2 separate regions of the Homo sapiens genome follow, and region 2 is linked to region 1. A link is an interaction called in ENCODE POLR2A ChIA-PET data of the cell type or tissue named here. Cell type or tissue: PC-3. All regions are shown on one strand. Links, peaks and the distances in the headings refer to the core of each region. The heading gives the core; the rest is flanking DNA.

Region 1 (6,055 bases), core at 1,664-4,163:
TATAGTGAAACCCTGTCTCTAGTAAAAATACAATTAGCTGGGCGTGGTGGCGGGTGCCTGTAATCCAGCTACTCCGGAGGCTGAGGCAGGAGAATCGCTTGAACCTGGGAGACAGAGGTTATGGTGAGTCGAGATTGCAACATTGCACTCCATCCTGGGGGCAACAAGAGTGAAACTCCATCTCAAAAAAAAAAGAAAAAAAAAAAAAGACTCAGGCTGAGCAGTGGCTCACACCTGTAATCCCAGCTACTCAGGAGGCTGAGGTGGGAGGATCACTTGAACTCAGGAGGTTGAGGCTGCAGTGAGCAGTGATCACACCACTGCATTCTAGCCTGACAGGCAGAGGGAGACCTTGTCTCAAAAAACAAAACAAAACAAAAAAACCCAGGCTAGATACGGTGGCTCACGCCTGTTATCTCAGCACTTTGGGAGGCCAATGGGGGCAGATCACCTGACGTCAGTTCGAGACCAGCTTGGCCAACATAGTGAAACCCCATCTCTACTGAAAATACAAAAAATTAGCCAGTCTCGGTGGCACACGCCTGTAATCCCAGCTACTCGGGAGGCTGAGGCAGGAGAATCGCTTGAACCCGGGAGGCGGAGGCTGCAGTGAGCCGAGATCCTGCCATGGCTGGTCTCAAAAAAAAAAACAGCTGCCTCAGTGTTGATGCCACTCCGCACATGTGACCCCCTCCCCCGGTTTTCCTCTGCAGCCACTGGACGGATGTCCAGGTGAAGGGGACGTCGCTGCCCCGAGCACTGCACTGCTGGGACAGGAGCCTCCATGACAGCCACAAGGCCAGCAAGACCCCCCTCAAGGGCTGCCCCGTCCACCTGGTGGACAGCTGCCCCTGGCCCCACTGCAACCCCTCATGCCCCACCGTCCGAGACCAGTTCACGGGGCAAGAGATGAACGTGGCCCAGTTCCTCATGCACATGGGCTTCGACATGCAGACGGTGGCCCAGCCGCAGGGACTGGAGCCCAGTGAGCTGCTGGGGATGCTGAGCAACGGAAGCTAGGCAGACTGTCTGGAGGAGGAGCCGGCACTGAGGGGCCCAGACACCCGCTGCCCCAGTGCCACCTCACCCCCCACCAGCAGGCCCTCCCGTCTCTTCGGGACAGGGCCCCAGCCGTCCCCCCTGTCTGGGTCTGCCCACTGCCCTCCTGCCCCGGCTTTCCCTGCCCCTCTCCCACAGCCCAGCCAGAGACAAGGGACCTGCTGTCATCCCCATCTGTGGCCTGGGGGTCCTTCCTGACAACGAGGGGGTAGCCAGAAGAGAAGCACTGGATTCCTCAGTCCACCAGCTCAGACAGCACCCACCGGCCCCACCCATCAAGCCCTTTTATATTATTTTATAAAGTGACTTTTTTATTACTTTAATTTTTTAAAAAAAGGAAAATAAGAATATATGATGAATGATATTGTTTTGTAACTTTTTAAAAATGATTTTAAAGAGACAAAAAAGAACCTCACCCTGCCCGCGTGTTTATTTGCTTCACACTTCCCCTCCTCCTCTCCCTCCCCTCCCTCCTCTCCCTCCCTTCCTCCTCTCCCTCCCCTCCTCCTCTCCCTCCCCTCCTCCTCTCCCTCCCCTCCTCCTCTCCCTCCCCTCCTCCTCTCCCTCCCCTCCCTCCTCTCCCTCCCTCTCTCCCCTCCTCTCCCTCCCCCACCTCCCCTCCCCAGCCCCACAGCAGCAGGGAGACAAAGGGAGGGGCCGTGGGGACTCTCCAACTCTGACCCCTTCTTGGATGCACAGACTCAGAGCAGGGTCTTCTGGAGGGGCCCTGCTTCCCTTCAACCCTTCTGCAGATACCCACTTCCCAGGGCGGATGGCACCAGCTGCGTTTCTTTTTACTTATTCATTTATTTAGAGACAGGATCTCATCGTGTTGCCCAGACTGGAGTGCAGTGGCACAATCACAGCTCACTGCAGCCTTGAACTCCGGGGCTCAAGCAATTTCCCCACTTTGGCCTCCTGAATAGTTGGGATTACAGGCACGCGCCACCACACCCGGCTACTGTTTTAATTTTTTGTAGAGATGGAATATCCCTTTGTTGCCCAGACTGGTCTTGAACTCCTGGGCTCCAGCAATCCTCCCTGCTCAGCTTCCCAGTGTGTTGAGATCACAGGCATGAGCCACTGCACGTGGCCCCTTTTCATTTTATTATTTTTTTTGGGAAGAAATTCGCATAACAGGATGAGCCATTTCCAAGTGAGCGACTCGGCATCTGTCGCACTCAGAGTGCCGTGTGACCCCCGTTTCTGGTTTCAAAACTCTTGCCAGGCGTGGTGGCTCACACCTGTAATCCCAGCACTCTGGGAGGCCAAGGCAGGCAGATCACAAGGTCAGGGGTTTGAGATCAGCCTGGCCAACATGGTGAAACTCTGTCTCTACCAAAAATATAAAACATTAGCTGGGTGTGGTGGCATGCACCTGTAATCCTAGCTACCCGGGAGGCTGAGGCAGGAGAATGGCTTGAACCCGGGAGGCAGAGGTTGCAGTGAGCCGAGATTGCATTGCACCACTACACTCCAGTCTGGGCAACAGAGCGAGACTCCGTCTCAAAAAAATAAATAAATAAAAAATAAATTTTTTTTTTTTTGAGACGGAGTCTCGCTGTGTCTCCCAGGCTGGAGTGCAGTGGCACAATCTCGGCTCACTGCAACCTCTGCCTCCTGGGCTCAAGCGATTCTCCTGCCTCAGCCTCCTGACTAGCTGGAATCACAGGCATGTGCCACCACGCTCAGCTAATTTTTGTATTTTTAGTAGAGATGGGGTTTCGCCATGTTGGCCAGGCTGGTCTCAAACTCTTGACCTCAGGTGATCCACCCGCCTCAGCCTCCCAAAGTGCTGGAATTACAGATGTGAGCCACCACGCCCACTCCCTAGTTTCAAAACTCTTTATCAATCCAGAACACTTCCTACCCAGCTGACAATTCCTTAAACATTTGCATTTTATTTCTTTCTACTAGGTCATTCCTGCACATGGTTCAAAATTCAAAAGATGCAGAAGATATGAGGGCGAATGCCCATTTCCCCCACAGCTCAGGTTCCCTGGCTCTGCTTCCAAGGGCAAACAGTGTTACCTTGTGGATATTCCCAGAGATCATTTCGTGAAAATTCCGGTAAACAGGTGCACACGTTGACATACATGCATTTTTTTCTTTTACACAGATGGCTACACACTACACACTGGTGTCTCCTCCTCTTGACACTGTATTTCGGGGCGCGCAGTGAGCTGCCGCAGGTGTGACAGTCCAGGGCCTGCGGAGGGCTCTGCGGCACACGCAGGTGCAAAGGGTGCACGTGCATAGCCTTGTCGTGTGGTCATCACGTTGCATGAGGGCAAGTATGTCTGTGGACTAAACCCCAGATGTGGGATTCCTGGGGCAAAAACATGAAGCTCTAGCCTGTCACCCCAGCACTTTGGGAGGCCAGCGTGAGATGATCGCTTTGGCCCAGGAGGTTGAGACCAGCCTGGGCAACAAAGGGAGACCCCGTCTCTAAAAAAAAAATTAAAACATTAGCTGGGTGTGGTGATGTACACCTCTGGTCCCAGCTACTCAGGAGGCCGAGGTATGAGGATCACTTAAGCCTGGGAAGTCACAGCTGCAGGGAGCAGTGATCGCGCCAGTGCACTCCAGCCTGAGTGACAGCAAGACCCTGTCTCAAAAAAAAAAAAAAAAAAACAGACCAGGTGCGGTGTCTCACACCTGTAATCCCAGCACTTTGGGAGGCTGAGACTGGTGGATCACTTGATGTCAGAAGTTCAAGACCAGCCTGGCCAACATGGTGAAATCCTGTCTCTACTAAAACTACAAGAATTAGCAGGGTGTGGTGGTACACACCTGTAATCCCAGCTACTTGGGAGGCTGCGGCAGGAGAACTGCTTGAACTTGGAAGGTGGAGGTTGCAGTGAGCCGAGATTGTGCCACTGCACTCCAGCCTGGGCAACAGAGCAAGACTCTGTCTCAAAACACACACACAAACGTACCCATGAATCTCTGTAGTTTTGATAATACCAAGGTCACACCAATGCCAGCCTTGGGCATGGTTGTGGGTGGAGCTTTCTGAGCAAAGCATTCCATGCCAATTGTATGTAGCCCTACGAGGTGGGTTTCATTATAAACGCCAGTTTACAGGCCGGGCGCGGTGGCTCACGCCTGTAATCTCAGCACTTTGGGAGGCCGAGGTGGGTGGATTGCTTGAGGCCAGGAGGTTGAGACCAGCCTGGGCAACATGGTGAAACCCCATCTCTACTAAAAATACCAAAAAAAAAAAAAAAAGGCCGGGCGCAATGGCTCATGCCTGTAATCCCAGCACCTTGGGAGGCCGAGGCGGGTGGATCACGAGGTCAGGAGATCGAGACCATCCTGGCTAACACGGTGAAACCCCGTCTCTACTGAAAATACCAAAAAATTAGCCGGGTGTGGTGGCGGGTGCCTGTAGTCCCAGCTACTCGGGAGGCTGAGGCATGAGAATTGCTTGAACCCAGGAGGCAGAGGTTGCAGTGAGCTGAGATCATACCATTGCACTCCAGCCTGAGTGACAGAGCAAGATTCTGACTCAAAAAATAAAATAAAATAAAATAAATACTCCAGTTTACAAAGAAACAGGCCCAGAGAGGCAATGTGACCATAAGGGTCAGAGGACACGGGGCCACGTCAGCCTGAGCTTCACACCTGCCCTGCGGCCACGGCTCCATTCCCAGAGTGGCCAGGACCGTAGGACCCTGTGCCTTGGGGACATGTCCTGGGGTCTGACTCTCTGTGCCAATGAGTCAGGGCTGCCCTGGGCCTGAGAATACCCAGACAGGACTGGTGCCCGTGGGCAGGTGTCTGCCACCCCAGGCAGAGCCAAGTGGCCTGTCCACGATCCCCCTGTGGAGCACTCCTATGTGGTCTCTGGAGGGAATCCATGGAGTCCCAGCAGCCAATGGAGACGACAAGGTCAGAGATGTGGAGACCGAGGGCTGGAGGTGAGAGAAGGGGTCCGGGGGAGTCTGGTGGCCTCCTTCTCGGGGCCTCCAGAGCCAGACCTCCAGGCAGGGCCTTGGACAGGACTCCCCACAAGGACAGAGCTCGGGAGGGAGAGGGGGCTGGGGAGCCCGAAAGAGGCCTGGCTGTCACCCTGTCTGGGGAGACTTTGCTGGGACCCCTGCCGTGCTGTGGGAGCTGGGGGAGCCACATGCGAGGTGCTGGCTCTTGGCCAACTCTGGCTTGAGCACTGCAGTCTGGCAGGCGTGATGTTTGCTCCTCTGAGGTGGCTGAAAGGGACCTGAGGGCGGATGGTGGTGTGTGTCTGGGGGGACCAGGCTCACTGAACAGGACACTTGTGGGTTGGGCCCAAAGGGATTTCACCGACAAATAAACCCTTTCTTCCCACATTTGTGCCGAAAGAGAAAGAGGCGCAGCTCACCTAATGGTCAATCGGTCAATCGCTGCCATGCTGTCCTGCAGGACCAGGGACAAAACGAGCCCTAGGACACGAAGAGGACGCTGGCCTGTAGCTCCGCAGTGACGGTGACCCCAGGCTGTCCTGCAGGACCAGGGACAAAACGAGCCCTAGGACACGAAGAGGACGCTGGCCTGTAGCTCCGCAGTGACGGTGACCCCAGGCTGTCCTGCAGGACCAGGAACAAAACGAGCCCTAGGACACGAAGAGGACGCTGGCCTGTAGCTCTGCAGTGATGGTCACCCCAGCTTGTCCACGCTGACTTCTCACCTTTCCCAGGACGGTTGGCGCCTTTCATTCTCTGGGGCGAAAACAGTCAGGACATTCATCCAACACTGAGCCGTGTCTCTTCCAGCAGCGATGGCCAAGGCATAGCCTTTGCTATTCAGGGACTGAAAGCAGGGAACTTCCACTGTGTGACAACATTACAAATTTAAACTCTGTACTTAAAAAAAGAAAGCCAGCTGGGCGTGGTGGCTCACGCCTGTAATCCCAGCACTTTGGGAGGCCGAGGCAGGTGAATCACGAGGTCAGGAGATTGAAACCAGCCTGACCAACATGGTGAAACTCTGTCTCTACTACAAATAGAAAAATTAG
Region 2 (6,055 bases), core at 1,485-3,984, 220 kb after region 1:
CCGGCCCTCAGCATCAAGGAGCTCAGTGTCCCCCTGGGCCAGGGTTGGTGGCAGAAGAGCCTCCCTCGGAACTGGCTCCTAGTATGTCAGGGTGAGGGGACCCCAGAATGGCATCAACAAGGAACGCGTGGCCCATCGACAGGCGGCAAGTCAGGCATGGCTCCCTGGGGCTTGGGCCTCCAGGAGGCGAGGACTTGGTGTCCTAAGGGGCAGGTATTAGCTGTCTACTGCCCGTAACAAATCACCCGACACTCAGTGCCGTAGAAGAGCAGGCATTTATTATCTCCAAGTTTCTGTAGGACAGAAGTCTGGGTCCCCTGCTCAGGGACCTTCACAAGGCTGCAGCCGAGGTGTGGGCCAGGCCCGTGGGCCTCTCAAGGCCCGACTGTGGGGTCCCTTTGCAAGCTCACCCTCCACCGTCTCAGGCCTCGGGTCCCTGACTGCTGGCTGGAGGCCTCAGTTTCTTGCCACGAGGGCTTTTTCTTGGGGCGGCTCAGCACCTGGCAGCCAGCTCTGCTCAGAATGTGTAAGAGAGAGAGAGGAAAACAGAAGCCCAGTGTTGGCGTGACCTCCCCTTGGAAGGACAGCCCGTCACTTTGGCTACAACCTATTCATAGAAGGGAGCCCGCTCCCACCCACACTCCAGGTGGGGGTAACTCACTGGGGCACCAACACAAGTGGGCTCGTGGGGCCACCCTAGAGGCTATGATGGATAGAGGGAGCAATGGATGGGCACACAGGAGTGCCACAAAAGAGACAAGAGTGGGTGACCTGCTGGGCACAGTGGCTCATGCCTGTAATCCCAGGACTCTGGGAGGCCAAGGTGGGTGGATCATCCGAGGTTGAGAGTTCGAGACCAGCCTGACCAACATGGAGAACCCTGTCTCTACTAAAATACAAAATTAGCCAGGTGTGGTGGTGCATGCCTGTAATCCCAGCTACTCGGGAGGCTGAGGCAGGAGAATCACTTGAACTCGGGAGGCAGAGGTTGCAGTGAGCCAAGATTGCGCCATTGCACTCCAGCCTGGGCAACAAGAGCAAAACTCCGTCTCAAAAAATAAATAAATAAAAAAAGAAGAAGAAGAGTGGGTGACTCCTTGCCGACATTCCAGACCTGAGCCTGGTCTCAGGCAGCCACACAAGGAGAGAGGAAACCACACAGGTCACTTGTGAGCTGTGAGTATGGGCCAGGCACAGCGGCTCACACCTGTTATCCCAGCACTTTGGGAAGCCAAAACAGGAGGATTACTTGAGACCAGGGGTTTGAGACCAGCCTGGACAACATAGTGAGACTCTGTCTCTACTACAAAATTTTAAAATTAGGCCAGGTGTGGTGGCTCACACCTGTAATCCCAGCATTTTGGGAGGCCAAGGCAGGCGGATCATGAGGTCAGGAGATGGAGACCATCCTGGCTAACACAGTGAAACCCCATCTCTACTAAAAATACAAAAAATTAGCTGGGCGTGGTGGTGGACGCCTGTAGTCCCAGCTACCCGGGAGGCTGAGGCAGGAGAATGGCAAGAACCTGGGAGGCGGAGCTTGCAATGAGCTGAGATTGAGCCATTGCACTCCAGCCTGGACGACAGAGCGAGACTCTGTCTCAAAAAAATAAAAAATAAAAAATTAGCCAGGTGCAGTGGTATGTGCTTGTGGTCCCAGCTAATTGGGAGGCTGAGGTGGGATGATCGCCTGAGCCTGGGAGGTCAAGGCTGCAGTAAACCGTGATCGTGCCACTGCACTTTAGCCTGGGCAACAGAGAGCGAGACTCCATCTCTAAAAAAGTATTAAACATAGGCCAGGTGCAGTGGCTCACACCTGTAATCCCAGCACTTTGGGAAGCCAAGGCGGGCGGATCACCTGAGGTCAGGAGTTCGAGACCAGCCTGGCCAACATGGTGAAACCCCGTCTCTACTAAAAAGACACAAATTAGCCGGGTGTGGTGGTGGGCGCCTATAATACCAGCTACTCGGGAGGCTGAGGCAGGAGAATCGTGTGAACCCAGGAGACAGAGGTTGCAGTGAGCCGAGATCGTGCCACTGCACTCCAGCCTCGGCGACAGAGTGAGACTCTGTCTAAAAAAAAAAAAAAAGACAAGATGGCAATGCCCATCAATCCTTGTTAAATTCACGGGCACAATTCCCACAAAAAACCAGATGGACCCTGGCAGATGCCATGGACAGCCATAAACTCAGGGGAGCAGCAGCCACACAGCAGCGGCTGAGCCAACTTGCTGTCTTCCCTGGAGTGAGCCACGCAGCGCTGGCCCACAGTAGGTGGAGACGGACCTAGTGAGCATGTTCGTCCCAGCCTGGCTCAGCAGGGCTGGAAGCTGGCATTCACCTGGAGCCCGCTCAGTCTGCAGTCCCTGCCCCGCCCCAGAGTGTGTTAACGCTCCTGCCGTCACCACAATTCTAGTGCTTGAAGAGCCCAAGTATCAGTTGAGATATTATTGGTTGTAAGTCATTGGAAACTCAACTGAAATGGGCTGGAAAGACAAATGGATCACATCACTAGATGATTTGGGGAGCACCCGCAGGAGCAGCTGACTCGGGGGCCGGGCTCCCTCTCCGAAGTTCCCTGTGCTCCGCCCACCGCTGTGTTGGTTTCAGCCCTAGGCAACGGCCACTGTCCTATCATCTGCACCGCCTGCGACTCACACCCCTGGAAGTTAGGAGAGTCTCCCCTCCACCAACCGTCAAACCAAAGTCCCCAGTTGCCAAAGACCAGCTCAGCCCAGGTCACGCACCCTCTGCAGCTCAGCCCGTGTGACTGAGAAGTCCCAGGAGAAGGAAGGGGAAGTGGGTGTCTCCAGGCATCACGAAGCCTGCTCTGCGGGGCTACGTGTGTAGACACAGGCTGGTGGAACGCCTTGCCGGAGAGCAGGGGTGGTTCCAGGGAGGTTCCCAGGTCCCAGCTCCACTCTTGGCTGGAGGAAAGCCTAGGAAGATGCCCTCCCGTCTGCAGGATGGTGCGCGTGACTCAGCAGGGACAGAGCTGCCTTTCCGGGTGCCTGGTCCCACAGGGGAAGCCCCAGAGTCTCCCCGGGGAAGGGACTGCAGTGAGGTGCCAGTAAAGCTCAGACCCCTTGGGAAGCAGTGAGCCTTCCCAGCAGGGTGAGCGTGCCCTCTGCATCACACAGGGAACTCCCCCCAGGAGGTCCTGAGCCTGCAGGAGGGGACGGCGGGCCCTGGGTTCTGCCTGACCCGGACTCGGGGGTGGGTGGATGCCCCTGGAAGGGTGGCCTGCAGAGCCCCCAGTGACCGGGACTCTGGGGACCGCAGGGGCTGGGGCTGAGCTGCAGCCAAGAGACCTGCTGCGGAAGGGGGGACCCCTTGCAGACAGCCCATCACTGCCCTGTTCCTGCCGCCAGGTGTGGCATCGGTGTTGCTCCCGGGTCCGGGCAGTGGTGGCCGCTGCACCAGTTCCATCACTGGGGGCTCTCGGGGTTGGGTGCTGGGATAAAGGCAGGCCCCAAGCTTCTGGGATCATGGGTCTGGAGTTGTCCCTGGAAAATAGAGCTGGACCCCTTTTGTGCCCTGAGGGCGGGTGACCACACATGGTCACAGGGCAGGAGGGTGGATTGCAAGCTGAAGTGGGTTGGAGAGACCCTGGAGGGGTTGGAAGTCCCACGCGGGAGACTCAGCTGAGCCTCCTCTGCACCCTGCCTGCAGCTGCTTCCCCTGCAGTGCCCACCCCCAGAGCCCTGCCAAGTCCCAATGGAGCCCCACAATCATCCCCCAACGTTACTCACCTCAGGCGGCCAGAGTCTCCCCTCCATACTCGAAGCTGCCGGGGTCTCCCTGCTGCAGACTCTCCCTAGCAGGGACCCAGACAGACGGACGCTGGTGGCTGGACAGATGGGCTCCCGGGTCTAGGTTGCCCAGCCCAGCCCAGCCCCTCTGTCTCCAGCGTGGGGTCAGACTCCGGGAAGGATGCTGTGGCCTCCATCCTGTGGTCGGCCTGTCCTTCCAGGCTCAATCAGACGTCACCCCGCAGCCCTCCTGAGTCGCCCGGCCCTGCCGTGCCCTCCCCGAGGGGCTAACGAGGCCTTTGCTCTGGCTCTGGCATCCGCCCATCGGCCCAGTGCCAAGTGGAGTCCACATGGTGCCCGCCCAGCACCGGGTGATGGTGACGGTGACGGTGGTGACTGTGCGGGGCCGTCTGGCCTGTGGAAACCTGATCCTACCCCTGGCCCCGGGGCCGGCTAAGTCCCCAAAAGCCCAAAGCCGGGGTTCTAGTGCTGCTTGGGCCTGGGCTGCCCTCTCACGGAAGCTCTGTGGGCACCTCCTCTGTCAGGCGGCCGCCTGGGCCGGATCTGGACCCCAGAGCTGTGTCATTGCGTATTTGCCAGACCATTCATGTCCCAAGCAAACTGGACAACACCGTCTTTGCCATCTCCCCTGCAGACAGCCTGCAGCAGGCTGGGGTTGGGTGAGGAGGACCCTCCAGCAGGACAGGCCGCCCCCACAAACCGAGCCTGATCACCCTGACCCTGTTTCACCCTGGACAGCCGAGGCCTCCCCCAGGGCTGGCTTGGCATAAAGAAGCCCCCATGCCAGCCCTGCCGGGCAGAACCCCATCTGTCCAGGCTGCACTGGGCGCTGCCACCCTCCTCACCCTGCCTGGCTGGCCATGTCCCAGCCCCATTCCAGCACCAAGCCTTCCTGAGCCGACAGCGCCACATGGCTGCCACCCAGAGGCCACTCAGGGAGTGACAGGCCGCTGGCCAGCCGGGTGGACCATCCACCCCACCGCCTCTGCCGGCTTCTCCTCACTCACCTGTTCACACACTCATTCATTTGCTCAATGATTCATTCATCCATCCTTCACAAGGCTGGGTCCTTGGCAGGCGGGGCACAGAGGAAGAACAGGCCTTGTGGCCGCAGGGACGCAGCCAGAGAAGACACACCCAGCCCTGCTCCCCTCCGGCTTCCTAGTGGGGACACAGCCGATGCCTGTAGTTCTTTTGGATTTTTGGTTTTTCTTGAGACGAAGTCTCACTCTGTCGCCCAGGCCGGAGTGCCCTGGCGTGATCTCGGCTCACTGCAGCCTCCACCTCCTGGGTGCAAGCGATTCTCGTGCCTCAGCCTCCCGAGTAGCTGAGATTACAGGTGCGCGTCATCACAGCCGGCTAATCTTTTGTATTTTTAGTAGAGATGGGGTTTCACCATCTTGGCCAGGCTGGTTTCGAACTCCTGAGCTTAAGTGATCCGCCTGCCTCGGCCTCCCAAAGTGCTGGGATTACAGGCTTGGGCCAATGTGCCCGGCTTAGATGCCTGAAGTTTGTAAAAACAGATAATGTCACAGAGAGGGGAGGTCAGTGGAGGAAGCAAACTGCCCCCTGGATGTGTGGGGGGGCCAGGGCAGACAGGAGGGGCCACGAGGGGCAGGAGGAGGGAAGAGCGTGGGACCCTGAGCAGGGCAAGGGCCAATGGGTGGGAAAGGGGCGGAGATGCACAGAGTGACTTCACATCCACTTCTCGGGTGGAGGGCTGGGGGCCGGGCAGAAGGTAGAGCCTGCATCTTCAGAGACCTCCTGGGCCGCAAGGAGGAGGGGCAACAGGTGAGGATGTGGGTGTGGCCTGGGCAACAGGTGAGGGTATGGTATGGCCTGAGTGGCAGGTGAGGTGTAGCCCTGGCCTGGGTGGCAGATGACATGGCCTGGGAGGAGGGTGGTGGGGCAAGGCGCTCTACACGTCTCTTTCCTGGGTCCACCCGTGCCCCAGCGTTCCCCTGCCCCCCACCCCAGGGCATCCCAGGAGTCTCTGGAATCACGCAGAAGACTCAGGACTCTTCAGCTTTTACAGGCAGCCTCCCGTCCTCTGGAGGCTTCCCAGGGGAGGGGCCGCTGGTGTTACTGGTTGGAAGGTCTCGACTGTGAGTTGTTTAGGTTCTTGTGTGCAGAACAAAGAATTGAACACGCACAAAGAAAGCAACAAAAGAATGAAGTAACGAAAGACAAGACAAGCAAAAAACGGAGTGACGAAAGCACAGATTCATTGAAGACCACAAGGTGCAATTCACAGAGAGGCAGCGGGCGGAGCAGGCGGCCCC

What was found. ChIA-PET counts read pairs that join two places held together with the same protein. Peaks named below come from ENCODE experiments on the same cell type or tissue, not always from the same donor. Only the 100,000 strongest peaks of a DNase experiment are listed, where the experiment ranks them.
Region 2: POLR2A ChIA-PET joins it to region 1 with 10 read pairs; 2 of 35 experiments call an interaction of 5 or more read pairs at or near these places.

Annotation. Positions count from the first base shown.
Region 1 is chr17:81,947,926-81,953,980 of GRCh38, reverse strand. It overlaps NOTUM (notum, palmitoleoyl-protein carboxylesterase), which reads left to right. Exons shown (of 11, transcript NM_178493.6): 11 at 714-1,474. The coding sequence ends at 1,020. Among named protein-coding and RNA genes, the nearest start is that of MYADML2, 3.7 kb to the right of the region's middle. RefSeq lists an enhancer at 4,994-5,494. In PC-3, for the core only: no CTCF peak of the experiment used is centred there; no DNase peak of the experiment used is centred there.
Region 2 is chr17:81,732,548-81,738,602 of GRCh38, reverse strand. It overlaps LOC105371929 (a long non-coding RNA gene), which reads right to left. Exons shown (of 3, transcript XR_935049.2): 1 at 4,781-6,055; 2 at 2,748-3,817; 3 at 257-513. Among named protein-coding and RNA genes, the nearest start is that of SLC25A10, 23 kb to the right of the region's middle. RefSeq lists an enhancer at 5,975-6,055. In PC-3, for the core only: no CTCF peak of the experiment used is centred there; DNase peaks (open chromatin) are centred at 2,332 and 2,842; H3K4me3 peaks cover 1,330 bases; H3K27ac peaks cover 1,524 bases.